Linked DNA regions of Homo sapiens: region 1 is linked to region 2. Evidence: chromatin loops called from intact Hi-C (ENCODE). Cell type or tissue: heart right ventricle. All regions are shown on one strand. Each heading gives the region's core, and the rest is flanking DNA. Links, peaks and the distances in the headings are about the cores only.

The links. Hi-C counts contacts between places; a loop is a spot of excess contacts. Peaks named below come from ENCODE experiments on the same cell type or tissue, not always from the same donor. Only the 100,000 strongest peaks of a DNase experiment are listed, where the experiment ranks them.
Region 1: it touches region 2 in a loop (3.0-fold over the local background); 4 of 110 quality-filtered maps call a loop at or near these places.

What each region holds. Positions count from the first base shown.
Region 1 is chr4:108,829,533-108,832,350 of GRCh38, forward strand. The region is part of intron 32 of COL25A1 (collagen type XXV alpha 1 chain); the gene reads right to left. Among named protein-coding and RNA genes, the nearest start is that of ETNPPL, 68 kb to the left of the region's middle. In heart right ventricle, for the core only: no CTCF peak of the experiment used is centred there; a DNase peak (open chromatin) is centred at 1,269; H3K27ac peaks cover 806 bases.
Region 2 is chr4:108,673,302-108,676,119 of GRCh38, forward strand. No RefSeq gene overlaps it. Among named protein-coding and RNA genes, the nearest start is that of OSTC, 24 kb to the left of the region's middle. In heart right ventricle, for the core only: no CTCF peak of the experiment used is centred there; no DNase peak of the experiment used is centred there.

The DNA.
Region 1 (2,818 bases), core at 262-2,761, 160 kb after region 2:
AGTTTGAAATAACTGAAATAACTCCACAGATTAGGGTGGGTCTAATTGGAAAAATCTCCATAGATTATTTTGATATAACCATTCCCTTCTCACTTGAGAATCTTGGCTTTGTCTTATTCTTAAAACAAATATACTATGGCTTATTTGAATAAAGCTGTCACTAAAACAGCTGTCTGTGAAACTACTCTTCTAGAACAGCCCACCCCCAAAAATTACTTAAGCTATTAACGACAATTCCATTTCTCTTGCCAGTGACTGCCTCAGAAATGGACAGCTGACCCAGTTCTGGCAAATGAGGTGTCAGGGGCATCAGCCGGGAAGCTCTGGGGAAGGTTCCTCTCTGCTCAGGAAGAGACATGAGGTAGTCTCTCTGTTCTCTGCCAGTGTCTCACCAGAGAGGATGCTTGGACCACTGTGCCCAGCTTGTCCGTGGTCAGAAGACAATGCCAACATGTGGAAAAGGGCTCCCAAGCAAAACCTAGAGTCCTCCTTTGAATATTTTCTTATATAAAATAATGTATTTCTTTATTGTGTAAGCCATTTTGAATTTGTCACTTAGAGCCAAAAAGCATTCTAATGATTCGAGCTTGAAAACTTTTAGGAATGAAATATTAACACGGGGATTTGAATGTACAACTCCTTTTCCTGGATTAAGCAATTCCAAAAGTATTTTTCAACCTCTCAAGCTTAACACATTTATAGAGTTCCAAAGCCAAATGAAGAAATCAGCTAAGGTAGGGAGGATCAGATGCTTGCAGAGTGGAATATTGATGCTGTCAATCATACACTTGAAAATGTTTGAATAACATTGGCTGTCAAATGTGTGGTTTCTTTTAGGTTGTTCTAATTTCATTCGGGTTCTTTAATTTGCACATCAACACTGAGGCATTATCCTAGAACACCTCCCTTTGCCGATTCTGACTTCTTTAAAATTTGAAACTTTTTCAGGAGAGTCCAGATGGCGCCTCTATCAATTAACTCTGAGAATCACACTCCAGTTTAGCACTTCCAGTGAGGGGCACTTGGAGAGTACTGATATATGATCCAGTTAAGATAGTTAACATGCTGAGTAAATACAAGAGTAACACTTTACGCTGCACACCATTTGACTGAAACTATGCCTTCAAAATTCTTAGCAATTTCATTTGCTCTTCTGGTTAATTCTGCTCCAGCACTGAGACCTGATACTCTTGTGACATTGTGGAGCTATCGGAAGTAGCAGCTGATTTACCACACGGTAAACCCTCTTGAGCCCCAGGGCATTCTGCCAAAACACTGCCTGAGATTTGCTGCTCCATTTTTAGTACATGGGCTGGGTTTCTTCATACAATGCTTGAAAGCCAATCTGCATCAGCAGCGTTGAGGCTTTTAGCTTTTAAATATTTTTAATTAAGATGATCTTCAGAAGTCATTGGTTTGATCTTAGAAATATGACAATTGCACATTCAGATTACATGTTCCCTTAGAACTCATCTCTTTCTACAAGCATTCTTGGATAAAGCCAATCTTCATCACTGTACAGCTTGTACTATTTGTATTATTTTGGCCTCATTCTCTGGTTATTTCCTTCATGCATTTTTTTTTCTCTGCAATTAGATTGTAAACTCTTCTAGGTCAGGAAGAATAGCTGTTTTTTTTGCAGCATTCAGTATATATTAATAAATATTAATAAAAATATTAATAAAAGACCAAGAGATAATTAATCAATTATAATGGTATTATTCAATGTACTGAAGCAAATTAGCAAAATAGGCTTTACCTAAGTGGGAGGAGAGTTTCCATTTCACACTAGTAATACCATGCTTTGCACATAGTAGCATTTGGTAAATATTTCCTGAATGAATGAGATCACTCTACAGAACACAGAATTATGGAATTGGAAGGTATGTTAAAGAAATGACTACTGGCCCTCTTTTTTTAAAGCAAATTATCTCAGACTGATGAAAATCTATCTAGTTTTTAAAAGACCACAAACTTGCACAGTGAATCATTCCGACATTTTGAAGACTTCACTATTAAAATACTTTCTTTATATCCTCTCCTGGATGGTAGGGAAATTGATGACATAATTCCACTCAGACACACAAAAATAATTCTAAGATTTCCAAGGTGAGGAAAAGAAATAGTGGGAGAAAAACAGAAAGAGAGAGAGGGGGAGAGAGAGAGAGAGAGAGAGAGAGAGAGCGCATGCATGAGAGGGAGAAGAGAGAAGAAAGTTCCAGACAGATGACCATTTATCTTCCATTCTGAATGTCTTTTTTCCCCCAAAAGATATGGAAACATGGCCTAGCAATAGAGAGGTTAGTGAAAGGTTTTCATTTTATAATGCACTGAAATTATTTCCTTATGGTTAAAGAAAAACAGCCTATCCTTTAGCTTTAAAAAAGGGGGAGCATTTGTAACTGTGCAGAAAAGAATACTTAGGTTTCATTATTTCCTTTGGAAAAAAGTTATAACCTGCTCTGAATGAGTACAGTAGCTTTATATAAAAGATTATCAACCAGAATACATACTCCGGAAATTTTAGCTCCATTGACTTCGACTTTCTGGATAAAGGCCAAATGAAAATATCTTCCTTATGGGTGAAGGAAGAATCATCTGAGCTATTTATTTTAGCTATGTAAATGTATGTATTGTTTTTATTAAGGCAGCCGTGTTCTATTTTATGCTCTGTGGTTTTCTTCTCTCAATATTAGGACTCTGAATAGAACTTAGGATGGTATCTCTTTTTATTTAATATTAGATAGCCCTTTATTTCTTCTGAAAAATGAACAGTTAAATTAATATGGAAAAGCCATGCTCTGTGTTTTCTTTAGTA
Region 2 (2,818 bases), core at 275-2,774:
GATAGAACAACAAGACAAGTCATTAACAGGAACCTAGAAGACCTGAATCACACTATCGACCACCTTGATTCAACTTACCTTTTCAAAACTCTACACCCAACAATGGGTGTGCACATCATATGTTTACCATGATAGTCCGTAAGATTGGCCTTAAAGCAGCTGTAATACATTTGAAATGATTGAAAAAAGTTAATCTACCTGAGGATAGACAAATAGGTCAGTAAAACAGAGAAGAGTCCAAAAATTGATGCACACATATATGACCCATTGACTTGGTAAAAGTTCCAAGGCAATTCAATGAGGAACAAATAGCTTTTTTTTTTTTTTTTTTTGAGACAGAGTCTCTCTCTGTTGCCCAGGCTGGAGTGCAGTGGCATGATCTCAGCTCACTGCAACCTCTACCTCCTGGGTTCAAGTGATTCTCCTGCCTCAGCCTCCTGAGTAGCTGGGATTACAGGTGCCTGCTACCATGCCCAGCTAATTTTTAGTAGAGATGGGGTTTTGCCATGTTGGCCAGGCTGTTTTCGAACTCCTGACCTCAGGTGACCTGCCCACCTTGGCCTCCCAAATTGCTGGGATTACAGGTGTGAGTCACCGCTCCCGGCAAGAATAGCCTTTTTAACAAATGGTGCTGGGGCAATTGGATAACCATATGCAAAAAAAAAAAAAAAAAAAAAAAAAACTTCAACGCTTACCTCACCATTTACAAAACTTCATGAATGACATGGATCACAGACTTTAATATAAGAGCCTGAATCATAATACTTCTAGAAGAAAACATGGATGAAAAATGTAGTGACCTTGGGCTTGGCAAAGATTTTTAAATATGATACACAAAAGCATAAGCTATAAATGAAAAGAACATCAATCAACTAGACTGGATTAAAATTAAAAACTTTTTCTTTTCAAAAGATACTGTTAAGAAAATTAAAAGGCAAGCCTCAGGCTGTTGGAAGATACTTGCAAAATATATATCTGACGAATGACTTCTATCTAGTTGTATATGGTTGTGGGGGTGAGGTCTGGGGAGAAGAGTGGGAGGTATGAGAGGGAGGAGTGACAAAAGGTCATAAGGAAACTTTTTTGGGTGATGGATATTTTCATTTTATTTTACTTTTTTTTTTTTAAAAAAAATGTAGGCTACCTTGGTAGTTTATGAAGGAAATCAATAGTATTAAAAATTGGATGTAAAAAATGGATACCATCAGAAACCCATGGATGAAGAGAATGGGAAGCTGCTCATTAAGATCAATTGAACAGGATGCCTCAGGGCATCACCAGGGCCCCAGCCCCTTCCAGTAGCTAAAAATGCAAAGAAAAAGATAGAAGAAGGAAGGAAGGAAGGAAGGAAGGAAGGAAGGAAGGAAGGAAGGAAGGAAAGGGAGGGAGGGAGGGAAGGAGGGGAGGGAAGGGAGGGAGGGAGGGAAAGAAGGAAGGAAGGAAGGAAGGATTATAATACTTAAATTATACTTACAAATTATTTTTCCTGAAATAAGAGATTTGAAACTATTTTGAAAGATCATGTAGTAACCGGAAAAACTGACCGAAAACGATGGACTCCAAGATATATCTTAATAAAATTATTTAAAATTTTAAAATACAGGGGATATTATAAACATACGCCAAAGATTATCCCCCCATATGCCAAGCTTTTCATTAACTTGACTAAAGGTTACAAGTATAGTACTAGGATCCTCTCCTGAATGGACACAGGCCCAGCTGCCTTTTAACCGAGAGAGGTTGGGTTCTATCTGTGAGGAGGCACTGAAAACATTACTGGGCTGATCAGTTCCCCTCAGCTGGCTTTCTAGATGACAAAAATTCTTTTTAATTCACATAGTCTACCAGTCTGTGGGACTTGAAAATAGCCAAGGGAATTCTGGGGAGATAAAAAACGGTCTTGTCTTGACACAGCTTATCAAAGAGCAAAACTCTGGGCTCTATTCAGAAAGTATAGTACTCTATAAATTTAGTTATCTAAGTAAAGTTGAGGAACGTGCCTATGAAGTACCATTTCAAGTGAAGACCAGCTATAACTTCGCATATATACTCATTAGTGAATATAGATTTTAAAAATAGGATGCCACATGGCATCTTTTCCTGACTTTATTAACAGTAGTGTTGGAAGTGCTCTTTTGTGAGTCCAGCCCTACATCACCAAGGACATACCTAGCAAGGAAGTGAGGGTAATATTTTTCTATTTAATGTTTCATAATTCTGGCCTTTTAAAATGTCTGACTTGAAGAAAATAAGTCAGTCATATTCAAGATTAATCTATACAACATGTTTGACGGTATTTTAAGTTTATATTTTTAAATTTAATTAATTGGCAAAAATTGTATATTGTATACATTTACAGTGTACAACATGATGTGCATATATATATATATATATATACACACACACACACACACACACACATTGTGGAATGGCTATGCAAGCTAATTAATGTGTGAATTACCTCACATATTTACCTTTTGTTTTGGTGAAAATACTTAAAATCTACTCTCTCAGTAATTTTCAAGTATACAATATATTGTTATTAACTATATTCACCACGATGTTCAATAGATCTCTTGAACTAATTCCTCCCACCTAACTGAAATTTTGTGCTCCTTGACCAACATCTCCCCAATTCTCCTACTCTCTAGCCTCTAGTAACCACGATTTTACTGTTCAACTTTTCTAGATTCCACATTATATGTTCATTATCTTAATTGTGGCATGGTTTCCAGGACAGAGGTCAAACTTATCAGATTGCACATCTTAAATACATGTAGTTTATTATTTTTTTGAGACAAGGTCTCACTCTGTCACC